2 separate regions of the Homo sapiens genome follow, and region 2 is linked to region 1. Evidence: read pairs that join two places in POLR2A ChIA-PET (ENCODE). Cell type or tissue: PC-9. All regions are shown on one strand. Links, peaks and the distances in the headings refer to the core of each region. The heading gives the core; the rest is flanking DNA.

Region 1 (7,873 bases), core at 1,723-5,722:
CCTCTCCGTGCCTCAGTTTCCACACTTTTAAAATAAAAATGATAGCCGGGCGTGGTGGCTCATACCTGTAATCCCAGCACTTTGGGAGGCTGAGGTGGGTGGATCACTTGAGGCCAAGAGTTCAAGACCAGCCTGGCCAACATGGTGAAACCCCATCTCTACTAAAAAAAAAATAACAAAAATTAGCGGGACAGGGTGACACCCGCCTGCAATTCCAACTACTTGGGAGGCTGAGGCAGGAGAATCGCTTGAACCCAAGAGGCGGAGGTTGCAGTGAGCCGAAATCGAGCCACTGCACTTCAGCCTGGGTGACAGAGCAAGACTCTGTCTCAAAAAAAAAAAAAAAAAAAAAATGAAAATGATAGTCTCAACCTCTTGGGATATGGGGGAGAGATAAGTGAAAAGTAATGTCTGCAGAGCGCTTGGGGGGCTTGGAAAGCCAAACCCTTCATCCTAACAAAGGCCTCATTCAGGCTGTGCCCAGGGTCTGCATGTGTCTGTGGCATGAGCACCCGGGAAGGCCTAAGTGGTCCCCTCTCGGGCCAGGTGTTGAATCACATGCATCACCTTTCAGACTGGCCACCCAGGTCTGCCCAGGTCCCTCCATGCTGGGATTCCCCACCTCTGCCCCAGTTGTCAGTCTGGTACTACTCGTGCATTCATTCCACAGATTCCCAGGCCCTGTGCTGGGGAGCTGACACTCAACCAAAGAGGCCAAAATCTGGCTAGCGTGATGGCTCACGCCTGTAATCCCAACAATTTGGGAGGCTGAGGAGGGAGGATCGCTTGAGCCCAGGAGTTCCAGAGCAGCCTGGGCAACATAAGAAGACTCAGTCTTTACAAATAATAGAAACATTAGCTAGGCATGGTGGCACGCGCCTGTGCTCCCAGCTACCCAGGAGGCCGAGGTGGGAGAATTACTTGAGCCTGAGAGGTCAAGGCTGTGGTGAGCCATGATTGTGCAGCTGCACCCCAGCCTGGGCGACAGCGAGACCCTGTCTCAAAGAAAAAAAAAAAAAAGAGGCCAAAAATCCCCATCTTCAGGGGGCTTCCCATCAGCAGTGGGAGATAAACCTTCGCACTTGGTGGACAGTTCCATAACCAGCCCAGCATTTACAGAGGTGATACAGGAGGGTGCTATGGGAGGCTACGGGTGGTCTGGTCCAGTCCAGGGGTGAGAGAGCTTCGCAGCAATCCTGAGGGTCTTGAAGGATGGAGAAGATTCTTAGAGGAAGCAGGGGGAGGGGAAGGGATAGCAAGGCCCTGGGGCACCCAGAGCTCAGCCAGAATTGGAGCACTAAGGGTGGGGTCAGGAGCTGGTTCTTTCAGTCCACAAACATCCATCCTCTTATCTACCTTGCTCAACAAAGCATTTGGACCACAGCGAGTGTTTAGTAAATACAATGCTTTACTTAAGCTGCATGGGCGGTGGATAAGACTTTCTTGTTCCTGTAACAGATACACTCTGAGCACCTCCCAGATGCCAGGCCTGGCTTGGGGACCCCGGGGAACAAAAGCAACAAAGCCCCTGATCTCACAAAGCTTACCATGATTGGGGAGGATAAACCACCACAAACAAATACTTAGGACACTGTCAGGCAGCACTCGGAAGGAAAGAGAAGAGGCATGGTGTCTTACAGGTCACAGCAAGTCCTCTCTGTGAAGGTGACTCCCCACTGCACACTTCAGAACCCCAGAGGCAGATGTTTAGAGATGTCCCCTTTAGGGCCAGGCAGGCGGCTCAAGCGAGATTCTCACACCAGGTGCTAAACCACTTGCTTTAAGATTAAACTATTCCCCTGCTTGATTGCAATATATTTTAATATAGCCTGTGGCCCAAGCAAAAGCCACCCCACAGGCTGTTTAGGACCTAAGGGCTGTGAGCATTTGGGAAGTTCAATGCTACAGAATGTAATGGATCCATCCCCCATAGTATCTATAGGACTTACAGAATCATACAGGTACATGCTATAGGGTAAATGCAAGAAGGGAGGGTGTAGTGTCCAAGAGTTTTTAGCTAATGCTACATTTAGGTTCTCAAATGCTCCCATCAATTGAATTAGACCCCTGCCGACAGCGAAGAAGAGAGCCTGTGTCCTGGTAAGTTCACCTGCAATGGATGTTCCACTTGGTACACTATAACAAGTAGGAACTCCCTAGCTTCTCCACAGAAATAACCAGGATTAAGAAGTCTGTAGCCATTGAGTCCTTTTTCTATATACTGTATTTAAGTACATATTTCTGCACACAGCTTTTTTAAAGAAGATCTTACTGCTCTTTTACATGAATTTGCCAAGCAACATTCTTGGCCCTTCTTCGACGGTATCTCCAGCTATGTCTCATTTTCTGTTTGTTTGTCATTTTAGTATCTGTGCGCCCTGATGGTAGAAATGGTATGGTGATGACAACTCTTCTGGTATTTACTGTATTTACTTGTATTCCTTCTTCAGTGAACTACCTGTTTAAGCTCTTTGCTCATGTTACCATTGCACTATCTTTTTAGTGTTCTTTCTCTTTTTCTTCTTCTTCTTCTTCTTATTATTTTAAAATGGAGTCTCACTCTGTTGCCCAGGCTAGAGTGCAGTGATGCAATCTCTGCTCGCTGCAACCTCTGTCTCCAGGGTCTGGTCCAAGTGATTCTCCCGCTTCAGCCTCCGAGCAGCTGAGATTACAGGTGTGGACCACCAAGTCCGGCTAATTTTTGTATTTTTCTTTCTCTTTTTTTTTTTTTTTTTTTTTGAGACAGAGTCTTGCTCTGTCACCCAGGCTGGAGTGCAGTGGCACAATCTCAGCTCACTGCAACCTCCGCGTCCCAGGTTCAAGCAATTCTCCTGCCTCAGCCTCCTGAGTAGCTGTGATTACAGACATGCACCACCACACCTGGCTAATTTTTGTATTTTTAGTAGAGACGAGGTTTCACCATTTTGGCCAGGCTGGTCTTGAACTCCCAACCTCAGGTGATCTGTCTGCCTTGGCCTCCCAAAGTGCTGAGATTACAGGCATGAGCTACCACACCCGGCTTAATTTTTGGATTTTTCATAGAGATGGGGTTTTGCCATGTTGGCCAGGCTGGTCTCGAACTCCTGGCCTCAAGCGATTTGCCCACCTCGGCCTCCCAAAGTGCTGGGATTACAGGCATGAGCCACTGCTCACAGCCTTTTTATTATTCTGTTTAAATGGTGCTCTACATATTTAAAGAAACTTCTCTAGTAACCAACTATAGAAATTATCCCTGAAAGTGTAGTTTCTTTTTTTTTTTCTTTTTTGAGACGGGGTCATGCTCTGTCACCCAGGTTCAATCACTCAATCGGGGCTCACTGCAGCCTCCATTTCCTGGGCTCAAGCGATCCTCCCACCTCAGCCCGGTGAGTAGCTGGGACCACAGGAGCATGCGAGCACACCCAGCTAATTTTTGTATTTTTTGTAGTGACGGGGGTCTCACCGTGCTGCCCAGGCTGGTCTCAAACTCCTGGCCTTAAGTGATCCTCCTGCCTAGGCCTCCCAAGGTGTTGGTATTATGGGCATGAGCCACCACCGCACCTGGCCCAGTCTTCTTTTTATTAGTCTTGTATCAAGCATTCTCATAGAATTTGTTTTTTTGGTTTGGGTCTTGAGCCCGTGTGGAACTGTGGAATGTGCGTGTATATGTGTTTGGGGTTTGAGGAGGAAGCCTCATGTTACTGTTTGCAAATGAATAGACTTCCAGTTGATTGGCCTAATAGCATTTACTTAAAAATCCCTCCCATTTAAAGTGCTGTCTTCATCATTTCCCTGATTCCTGCATATTCTTGGATCCTTGCTGGACTCTGCCATGCTGTGGGTGAAACCATCTATTGGACACAGATACCAGATGGAGCGCAAAGGCCTTCGCCTTGTTTCTCTGCCTCCTCTCACTGACTCCACCCTCCACAAGAACTTTACAATCTCTTGGATTTCTTCAACTCTACACAATTCCCTCCTCCGCCAAAAAAATGTTTTTCCTTTAATTTTGAGCAGAATTACTCTTAATTTGTAGATGCCTTTTGAGAGATCTGAGATCTTTATATGAATGAGGCTGGTCCCTTTTAGGTATAGCTGGAACAACAACAAAAAAAGCCAGCTCTTTGGTGCAGAGCCCGGGGGCTAAAAAAAATAAAATTCCAGACAGGTGACCGAAGGATGGCCACAAGGGCATAGAGTCCTCAAATGACTCACCTGCGGCTCTGGCCAAAGGCTTCTTCCGGATTCTTCTGCTCAGGGCAAGGGTGTGGCAGCACCAGGCTCCCAGCCCTGAGGTGAGGTTGGAGCAGCACCCAGGATAGGGTGCAATTTATTTTCAGTGAAAGAATTGTAGCCTCATTCCACATAGGAACTCTTCCCATGGGTAGGAATCAGATGTATTAAAAAACAATCGCTAATCAGGTATTGATCACTTTTAGGCACTCTCATTGTTTGAAAAGTCATAGTAGCTTTCATTCAACAAGTATTTCTCCTACTCCTTCTGTGTCCTAAGGGTGGGTATATGGCAGTCTGTGTGTGATGATTACTTCCTGGCCTGGGAGAAAAGCAATGAGCAAATAAGTAGTAAGATGCATGGCCCAGCATCTGGAAACAGGGCCACAGGGCAAAGTAAAGCCAGAGGGGGAGGACACCTTAGGCGCTGGAACCATTTCTTTTTCTTTTCTTTTCTTTTTTTTTTTGAGACTGAGTCTTGCTTGCTCTGTCAACCAGGCTAGAGTGCAGTGGTGCGATCTCGGCTCACTGCAACCTCCACCTCCCAGGTTCAAAAGATTCTCATGCCTCAGTCTCCCTAGTAGCTGAGATTACAGGCAGGTGCTACTATTCCCAGCTAATATTTGTACTTTTAGTAGAGACGGAGTTTCACCATGTTGGCCAGCTGTTCTCCAACTCCTGACCTTAGGTGATCCGCCCACCTCAGCCTCCTGAAGTGCAGGGATTACGGGTGTGAGCCACCGCACCTGGCTCTGCTGGTGCAATTTCAATAGGCTTGTTGGGGAGGCCTCGCACAACTCATATGTTAATAATCACAACCTGGGATTACTCTATTTCTTTATCATTTATTAGCTTCTTGTCTGTATCTTGCACTAGAATAGGAGCCTGTCAACGGCAGTGACCTCAACTGTCCCCATAGGCCTGGTTGATGTTTAACACATGGCAGGCTCTCACTGCTGGTGGGAAGACTCAGTGAAGCTGCTATCAACCAGCAAGATCCAGGCCTCAAGAAAAAGTAGATTAATTCAGAGAGGACCAGCCACTGCCTTCCACACAGTGGAGATAGCCAACCTTAAACTTTAATGATCCATTGGTTTTGGTCCAGCGGTAGTTCAGTTCCACTGGATCTGGGGCCCTGGGCCTGGGATTTTGCATTTCTAGCAAGCTCCAGGGTGGTTTGGTGGCCCTGCCTGGGGATCACACTTTGAGCACAGCCCTTGAAGACATTCATTTAAGTGCTTTACAATGTTTGGCAAGTTTCCAAAGCTTTCCAGCTCTTCCTCTGGTCTCATTTAAAAGCACAGAATTGAAAAGGGGACCTGTTGTTAGATGGTAAGAAATTATTATTCATTTATTATTATTATTTTTTGAGATGAAGTCTCACTCACTCTGTTGCCCGGGCTGGAGTGCAGTGGCATGATCTCTGCTCACTGCAACCTCCCCCTCTCAGGTTTGAGCAATTTTCCTGTCTCAGCCTCCCCAAGTGCTATGATTACAGATGGGAGTCACAGAATTAATAAGTGCCTGGCTTATTTATTTATTTTGAGATAGGGTCTCACTCTGTCACTCAGGCTGGAGTGCAGTGGCACAATCATGGCTCACTGCAGCCTCAACCTCCTGGGCTCAAGCAATCCTCCCACCTCAGCCTCCCAAGTAACTGAGACCACAGCCTTCCACCACCACGCCGCGCTAATTTGTGTGTGTGTGTGTGTGTGTGTGTGTGTGTGTGGAGATGGGGGTCTCACTCTGTTGTCCAGGCTGGTCTCAAATTCCTTGCCTCAAGCCATTCCCCTGTCTTGGCCTCCCAAAGTGCTAAGATTACAGGCACAAGCCACTGCACCCAGCCCAGAAATTTTTATTAACGTGTACTGGGAGTGACGATCACACTGGGCGTTAGAAAAACAAACAAGCAAGAACGCCTTTATCTGCTTAGATGGACACTGATATATTTCTGGGTAAAATGATATGAGGTCGGGGTGTGTTTTACAATACTGAGAAAGGAGGGACGGGTGGAGGAGAGGGATGGGTGAACCCAAGCGGCAGAAAATGTGGCAGTTGGGACCCCCATGGGTAGGCCAGGCACAGTGGCTTACGTCTGTAATCCAAGCGCTTTGAGAGGCTGAGGCAGGAGGATTGATTGAGCCCAAGAGTTCCAGACCAGCCTAGGCTGTTCTCTACAAGACCCCGTCTTTACAGGAAATTTAAAAATTAACCAGCCATGGTGGCATGTGCCTGTGGTCCCAGCTACACGAGAGGCTGAGGCAGGAGGATTGCTCAAACCCAGGAGGTTGAGGCTGTAGCAAGCAGAGTTTGTGCCACTGCACTCCAGCCTGGGTGACAAAGCGAGACCCTGTCTCAATTTATAAAAAAGAAAAAGGGCCAGGCATGGTGGCTTACACCTGTAATCTCAGCACTTTGGGAGGCCCAGGCAGGTGGATCACTTGAGGTCAGGGGTTCAACACCAGCCTGGCAAACATGGTGAAACCCCGTCTCCACTAAAAATACAAAAATTAGCCGGGCATGAGGCACGTCTGTAATCCCAGCTAATCCAGAGGTTGAGGCAGGAGAATAACTTGAACCCAGGAGGCGGAGGTTGCAGTGAGCAGAGATCGTGCCACTGCACTCCAACCTGGACAATAGAGGGAGACTCTGTCTCAAAAAAAAAAAAAAAAAAAGAAGAAGAAGAAAAAGAAAGAAAAAGAAACAGGATCAAGCACAATAGCTGCTGCTCTTATTCTAATTAACATCAATATTATTTAAAGGGCAGGGTTGGGTGCAGTAGCTCCCACTTGTAATCCCAGCACTTGGGAGGCCTAGGCAGGCAGGAAGAATGCTTGAACCCAGGAGTTCAACCTGGGCAACATAGTGAGTCTCCATCTTTACATACAATTTTAAAATAATAAAAATTGGCCGGGTGCAGTGGCTCATTCCTGTAATCCCAGCACTTTGGGAGGCCGAGGCGGGCAGATCACTTGAGGTCGGGAGTTCGAGACCAGCCTGGCCTACATGGAGAAACCATGTCTCTACTAGAAATACAAAATTAGCCGGGCGTGGTGGCACATGCTTGTAATCCCAGCTACTCGGGAGGCTGAGGCAGGAGAATCGCTTGAATCTGGGAGGCAGAGGTTGCGGTGAGCCGCTATTGTGCCATTGTACTCCAGCCTGGGTAACAAGGGCGAAACTCTGCTTTAAAAAAAAAAAAAATAATAATAATAATAATTAAGGCCTGGTGGTCAACTGTTGTGCCTGTACACTATGTGTAGAAGGGTTTCGGATCAGACTCAGAGGTACTCATTTTGTGGGTCATCGTCTTCTCTTTCCTTTCTTCCTTTCTTTCCTTTTTTCCCCCTCCATTGGAGGGATGGTTTAATTTCTTTCTCCTCCCGTGACCACACCCAATGCATAGCCATCAAAATTCGCTGCAGAAAACCCTTGCTATTAGCATTTTCTCTTAACAACAATATTTACTTACAAAGGAACAATTCCACATCTAAGGGAACATTGTTTATGGTGGCTGCCTGGAAGTGGGGAAGGCAGGTGAGTGGTGGGTGGGTAAAGACAGAGACTTGCATTTTTTTCCACTTGATAACTTTGTTAGCTTTTGGTATTAATGTATTTTTAAAATCCAGGAAGGCATACGTACATTTTGGTTATAAAATAC
Region 2 (7,873 bases), core at 1,291-5,290, 470 kb before region 1:
GCCCGAGGTTGAGTGGGGCTGCGCTCCCTCTGGAGGCCCGAGAGAGGCTCTTTTCTTGCCTCTCCCAGCCTCTGGTGGCTGCCAGCGTTCCTTGGCTGCGGTGGCCTCACTCAGGTCTCTGCCTGTCCTCACACGGCTGTCGCCTCCTCTCTGTCTCTCCTCTGTGTGTTACAAAGACACTTGGTGCTGGACTTAGGGCCCATCCAGATACCCAGGATAGTTTCATCTCAAGATCCTTAACTTGATTACATCTGCAAAGACCCTTTTCCCAATCAGGTGACAGTCACAGGCTTCTGGGTTAGGGCATGGACACATCTTTTTGGAGGCCACCATTCAAGCCACTTTGGGGGTGAAATTAACACACTGCAAATGAATCCAGCCAGACAGCCTGGATACAGTGGGACATGCAGCAGAGCAGCCAGAGTGAGGATGGGGCCAGATGCCCTGCCTGCCCTTGGCAAAGGGGCCAGTGTCACCAACAACCAAGGAAGGCCGGGGCGTCACTCAGATGACAGGAGGCCAAGGGATGTGGCAAGTAAGGCAATGCCTGAGCCTGCATCTGATCTTGGATGGGAAGAAACTGCTATAAAAGTTACTCATGGGGCAGCTGGTGGAACTTGGACAGGGCCTGGAGGCTACAGAGTTATATCGAGGCTGGGTTTTCTGATTTGAGTAATTCTATTTAGGGGAATGTCTTTGATCTTAGAAAATCTGCACTGAGGTATTAGGGTGACGGGTGTGATTGCAGAAGTCCTGCAGCCCCTTTACCCAGACTCCCCAGTGCCTCTCTGCACACACACACACACGCACGCACACACACACATGCACGCACACACATGCACACACGTGCACACACACAAACATGCACACACACACATGCACGCACGCACGTACACACATGCACACACGTGTGCACACACGCACACATACACACATGCACACAAACACACACCCACATACACATACGCACACACACCTACATACATTCACATGTGCACACACTCACACACATGCACACACATGCACACATGCAAGCATGCACGCACACACATTTACACTCACATACAGGTACACACCCTCTCTCATGTACACATGCATGTGCACTCATATACTCACATGCACACACTCACACATGCTCTCATGTATGCTTACACTCATGTACACATACACATAGGTGTGTACACACACTAACATGTATACCCACACATACACAGTCACATACATTCACACTCACTCGTGTACACACTGTGCACATGCATACATCTCACACTCAGACATACTCAGCAGGAGGTCTTCCTGAGAGTCTCGTGACCACTCAGACCCTTGGGGACACCGGGAACACTTTTGAGACTGTGAGGGACAGACGCATCCCCAGCAACCTTGGCCTTACAGGGGATGCCCTCCTTTCAGAGTGAACCCCAAGGTCCCCGCTCTGCCTGCCAAATCCTTCCCCTCCCCCAGCCCGACTTCACCTCCTCCATGCTCCCCTCGCCTGCTCTGTTCCAGCCACAGCGGCCCCTCCCTGCCCCCAGATCCCTGGCCCGTGCCTGCCTGAGGGCCTTGCATGTGCCATCCCCTTGGGCCAGCCGGAGCCCCTTGCCCTGCATCCGCCATATGCTCACCAGCTCCCCTCCTGGCCTCCCCACCCCAGCCACTCTGTTTGGAGCAGCACCTGCACTTCTGTTTCCTCCCCTCACTCCATCTGCCTCCGTGGCCCTCACCACCACCTGGTGCTCCTCACGCTTCACATAGCTTTCTTGATGACTTTCCATCTGCCCCCCTAAAGGGAGGGATCTTGTCAGCTGTGTTCACTGCTGTAGCCCCAGTGCCTGGGCTCGGTGAGTGCTCAAGAAATCAATGTCACTCAGCATCTCACAGGCCCATACAGAGTGCTGGGGTGACCTGGGAGAAAAGGGGATGGGATCCTGCTGGCCACATGACAGCCCACCCGTCTCGGCGGGACAGCTGTCTCTTGCAAAACCACTACCTTCTGTCAGTGTCCCCTAGTGCCACTCCAAACCCCAAGTCTTCAGGGTCCCCCAAATCTGGGAGTCACAGAAGGGGAGAATTCTGCATGCACAGGACCCCACCTGTGTGTCTGTGTGCAGAACCAGGTCCCTGCCCTGCCCTCCCACACCCACGTCTGTTTCTGGAAGTTCTTGGCTGCCTAGCGTCTGTGGATGCTCACGAAGCCACATTTAGGCTTCACTGAAGCAAGCAGCAGAGGGCACCTGGACATGTCCACAGGTATGACTTCAGAGCCCTCCTGGCAGCTGCTGGCAGAGAGCCCTTGGCAGGCGGGTGGACATCCTGGTGTTCTCAGCACAGAAAACTGAGATTAAGGACCACGCAGACCAGACAGGAGCCTGGCCATAGGACATCCAGTATTGGGCTCCCGGTGGGAACTCCCCTCAAATGTGCACACACTCCAGATCCCACCCTGGAACTTCACATTTAGTAAATCTAGGCTTGTTGCATCTTTTAAAAATTCACCAGCGTTAGCCCCAAGAATCTAGATTTCATGAAGCTGAAGTTCCAGGGCAGGAGTGGGTGACGGGTGCCTTGCTGTCTGTGATCCTGCCTACAGGATGAACAGGACACATGTGTGCCAGGTGCTGCTGAGGCTTTGATGCTTGGTGGCATCTTGTGTACATCCCAGGTAGAAATCACCTGCCCCATTTGAGAGGAGACTGAGGCTTGGAGAGGTCAGGGTGGTACCCAGCATCTCCCAGGTGGGAAGTGATGGGCAGGGATTCACTCTCAGGGGTGCCTGACCCCAGAGCCTGGATCTCGCAGTGACCCTCATGATGGCACCAACAGTTCTCATAATTGAAGGGAGGCTCGGCTCTTCAGGTCCCCAGGCAGTTAGAAACCTGTGGTATGGGATGCACAGGGGCCCTGATTCAGCCTGGGGCTGGAGGGATCAATGAATGCTTCCTGGAGGAGGCTACATTTAAGCTGAGGTCATGGGAAGTGTGTCCCAGGCAGGAAGAATGTCACATGCAAAGGCTCCAAGGTGAGTGTACTCATGGCTTGATTGGAGAGCTAACAACAACACTGGCCCATGCTGTAATATTTCACCTAGGAGCAGAGAGCACTCTGAGGGCACAGCAGCTTGACATTTTCCTGAAGATGCTCTGCAAAATATCTCAAGCAGCATCCCCCAGCCTCTGAGCTAGCCTCTTGGATCATGTAGATGTTTGGTTGCTGGAGAGGTATCCACTGGACTTGGCATCCTTGGCAGGTGACTCATATCTGACCTGGCCCATTTCATGGAACAACATGTGGCAGATGACCTCCAAGGGGCCAGAATGCTGGAACATCCATGATCCTTCTATTCCTTGGAGCAGCCAGAAGGTGGGGCTGAAAGCATTAGACTGTCCAGAGTGACTGACTGCTTACAATGAGGCTTTTGTCTTTCAGATTTATTTATTTATTCATTCATTCACTTTGACAACAGCTTCCAGTATCTGTCACTTGTTGGACTTTTTACTGATGAGATCTCCTTTGACCCTCACAAGACCCCTACAAGGTATATTTTATTGCTTCCATTTTTTAGTTGAGAAAATGGAAGCTAAGCCAGATGAAGACACCTTCTGTCTCTCTGGAGCACTAGGATGGCTTTTGCCAAAGGTGCCCTACCAGCTTCAATGGGAAGCTCAGTGAAGGGGAACAAAAACCAAAAGCTGTGCATTTGCTCACTGTATCCTCATTCAACACACATTTATTGAGCATATACTATGCACCAGGCCCTGGGATAGTGCTGAGAATACACTGGTGAACAAGACAGGTGTGTTCCCTGCCCCCATGGAGGTGTACACTCCAGTGTGGGAAACAGGTAATGACAAAATGAAGAACTAAGAATTCAGGAAGTGATGGGTGCCAATGGGCAGACATTGGGTTGTAAAGCAGGAGGGGACAGAGGAGAGTCTCTCTCTGGAGAGACTAGTGAGAAAAACTCAGAAAGCAAACTTATTCCCCTTATTCTCAACTTGGCCCTAAATTTGGCCTCTCTCTGCACACAGTGCTCTGATTAAATGGATACACAAATTTCCTAAATTGCCACTGTGCCAGGAACCCATGCTTGATTCCACAGGATTAAAAGTTGGCAGGGTAAAAATCCACACACACCATACCGGGGTGACACTAAGCATCCCTCCCTCTTGAGAATCCCCAAGGTACATAGGAAACCCTCAGACTTTCCAGATCAATGGGAAAGGAGTGTGAAAAAACATTCCAGGTTATTTGAGCCCTAGGATAGTTGGAGTTCTGGATAATTCAGCAGATTTTAAGTCTAAGTCAGAGGGGAAAACTGGGACAAAGTAACAAAAACATGACTTTGTGGCTGTGGGCTGCCAGGGGTCTGAGGACTCAGATCTAAGGTGGAAGAGGTATGACTAAGCAGGGAAGGAAGGGGGAGGCAGGCACAGCATGATTTCTGTTCTTAAGGGGCCAGGGAGATATTCTCTGCTGCTCAGGGAAAGTCAGAATCCCCTGGATGGAGAGCTTCAAAATGCACTATCCCCCCACCAGACCCCAGTGGATACCTATGAGTCAACATTCTTGGGGGAACTCAAGAATGTGCATTTTCAACAAGTTTGCTAGTTGTTTAAAATATGCATTCTATGCCAACGAGTTGGATAACTTAGTAGAAATGAATAATCTGCTACTTCCTGTGATTTTCATAAATAAATTCCTAGAAACACACAAGCTACATAGATTGAATCATGAAGGAATAGAAAACCTGAACAGACTAATATTAGTAAGGATTTTGGATCAGTAATAAAAAACCTCCCAGCAACAAAAATGCCCAAGTCCAGATGACTTCACTGGAGCATTCTGGCAAACACTTGAAGAATTACTGCCAATCCTTTTTAAACTCCTCCAAAAAATTGAAGAGGAGAGTACACTTCCAAGCTCATTCTATGAGGTCAGCATTACTCTGATACCAAGCCAGACAAAGACACTACAAGGAAAGAAAACTAGAGATTCATGTCGCTGATGAATATTGAAGTAATTATCCTCAACAAAATACCAGCAAACTGAATTCAACAGTATAGTAAAATGATTATACATCATGACCAAATGGAATTTGTTCCTGGAATGCAAGGATGGCTCAACATATGAAAATAAATCAGTGTGATACACCACATTAACAGAATGAAGGGGAAAAAAAAACCCTAATCATCTCAAATGATGCAGAAAAGCATTTGACAAATTTAACATCCTTTCATGATAAAGATACTTAATAAACTAGGAATAGAAGAAAACTACTTCAACACAATAAAGGCTATAGCTAAAAAGCCCACAGCTAACACCATAACCAACATTGAAAGACTGAAACCTTTTTCTCCAAAATCAAGAACAGGGCAAATATGCCTTTCTTGCTACTTCTGTTTAACATAGTATTGGAAGTTCTAGCCAGAGCACTTAGGCAAGGAAAAGAAATAAAAAGCATTCAAATCAGAGAGGAAGAAATAAAATTGTTCCTGTTTACAGAGGACATAATCTCATATGTAAACAACCATAAGGATTCCACAAAAAAAGCTGTTAGAACTGATAAATAAATTCAGTGAGGTTTCAGGATGCAAAATTAACACACAGAAATCAGTTGCATTTCTATACATTATCAATGAACATTTAGAAAAGGAATTTTTTAAAAAATTCCATTTACAATAGTATCAAAAAGAATAAATATTAAGAATAAACCTAACCAAGGAGGTAAAAGACTTGTACACTGAAAACTATAAAACATTGCACAAGAAATTAAAGAAGACACAAAGGAATGGTATAACATCCCATGCTCATGTATTGGAAGACTTAAATTCTTAAGATGTCACCTACAGATTCAGTGCCATCCTTATCAAAATGCCCCATGGCATGTTTTGCAAAACTAAAAAAAACACCCTAAAATTCCTGTGGAATCTCAAAGGAATCTGAATAGCCAAAAAGCTTTGAAGAAAAATAACAGAGTTGGATGACTCACACTTCCCGATTTCATAACATATTACAAAGCCACAGTAATCAAAACAGTGTGGTACTGGCATAAAGACAGTTACATAAACAAATGGAATGGAATAAACAGTCTAGAAATAAACCTTTATATGTATACTCAACTGATCTTCAACAGGATGCTAAGCCCATTCAATGGGAAAAGGACAGTCTCTTCAACAAATTGTGTTGGGAAAACTGGATATCCAAGTGCAAAAGAATGAAGTTGGGTCTTTATCTTAGACTGTGTATAAAAATTAAAGGGATTATATATCTAAACAAAAAACCCAAATGTTTAAAACTCCTAGAAAAAACTTAGGGGGGCAATCCTCATGACACGAATTTGGTCTTGGATATGACACTACAAGCACAGACAAAAAAAGCAAAAATACACAAATGAGACTAATTTAAAGTTAAAAACTTTTTCCTCAAAGGACACAATCAGAAAAGGTAATAAGAGAAAAGGTAATAAGAGGCAGAATAAGAGAATATATTTGTAAACCATATATCTGATAAGACGTTAGTATCTAAATATAAAAAGAACTACAACTCAGCAACAAAAATCATGTAACCTGATTTTAAAGTGGGCAAAAGACTTGAATAGACATTTCCGTAAACATAATATACAAATGACCAAGAAATACATGAAAAGATGCTTCAACATCACTACTCATCAGAGAAATGCAAATCAAAAACCACAGTGAGATATCACCTCACATCGATTAGAATGGCTACTATTAAAAAGCCCAGAAAATAACAACTTTTGGTGGGAATGTGGTCCCTCTCCGGGCCCTCGGTTTTAGTCTTCCCAGGGGAGTTGGCATGGCCACTGTCACCCTGTGCTGAAATCTTCCAGTAGCTTCTCATTGTCTCAGAATGAAGCCCAGTCTCCTTCCCTGGGCCTCCAAGCCGTGCATCATTTGGCCTCTCCTCTCTGTCTCTCCAGCGTCATCTCCCTGAATGGTTCCTGGGCTCCCTCATCCCAGCCACGTGGAGCTGCTCATGGCTCAACACTCTGAGCTCCCTCCCACTGCAGGGTCTTTGCACTTGCAACCCCCCTTGCCTAGATGCTCTTCCTGTAGATGGCCACAAGTCCGGCTCCTCTTGTTATTTAGATCTCATGATCTAAACCATTGCCTCCAGGAAACTTTCCCTGACCACTAAATCCACACTGGCCCTCTTCCCAACCATTCTTTTCCACACTCCTTGGCTTTGTTGTCTTCATAGCTTTTGGTGAAATGCGTCATTGTGTTATTTCCTGTGACCCCCAGCTCCAGTGAGAGCTCCATGAGAGCAGAGAGTTTGATGGGTTTGATGGTGACACTCCATGGGGTAGGGCCACTAGCAAAGATGGACAAGATGGTTAGCTGTCCTAGATCTCACAGAGCAGGACACACCTTCCTAAAGCCAGACTCCCTAGGACCACTTCCATTCCTCTCACAGCCTGGGGAGATCCTCTATCTCTGAGACTTAAGAGAACCTAGCCAGTTGGACACTCCTAACCACCTGGGCTGATTTTCAGCTTGCAACTTGCAGCAGAGAATGGGCGTTCCAATTTCAATTTCAGTTCATGATTAGGGCCTGGGTCATAGGGACCCAAAGGAGCTGGAACAGGGTCTAGACAGGCAGCTCCGACTGTAATCCCTGGGTGTGGTGAAGGCGTGACCTCCACACTGCTGATTAGTGAGTGGGGTCTGGGAGGGGACCATGAAGCCGATGAGAAGCTGGGCATATCTACTCCCCTGATGCAACCCGGGCCCAGCCAGCAATTGGTGAGTCAGCACGTACTGACTCGGCCTGATCCTGGAATTTGGCACAGAATTTGGCTCAGCATAGGCGTCAGCAGGAGAGGGAGCACCGCCTGAGAGGTCGGGAAGCCCAA

What was found. ChIA-PET counts read pairs that join two places held together with the same protein. Peaks named below come from ENCODE experiments on the same cell type or tissue, not always from the same donor. Only the 100,000 strongest peaks of a DNase experiment are listed, where the experiment ranks them.
Region 2: POLR2A ChIA-PET joins it to region 1 with 7 read pairs; 1 of 35 experiments calls an interaction of 5 or more read pairs at or near these places.

The regions. Positions count from the first base shown.
Region 1 is chr20:56,603,052-56,610,924 of GRCh38, reverse strand. No RefSeq gene overlaps it. Among named protein-coding and RNA genes, the nearest start is that of TFAP2C, 22 kb to the left of the region's middle. RefSeq lists an enhancer at 3,451-4,650. In PC-9, for the core only: no CTCF peak of the experiment used is centred there; DNase peaks (open chromatin) are centred at 3,664, 4,184 and 4,564; H3K4me3 peaks cover 1,345 bases; H3K27ac peaks cover 3,602 bases.
Region 2 is chr20:57,076,444-57,084,316 of GRCh38, reverse strand. No RefSeq gene overlaps it. Among named protein-coding and RNA genes, the nearest start is that of BMP7-AS1, 130 kb to the left of the region's middle. In PC-9, for the core only: CTCF peaks have their summits at 3,161 and 3,360 (motif pointing right); a DNase peak (open chromatin) is centred at 3,336.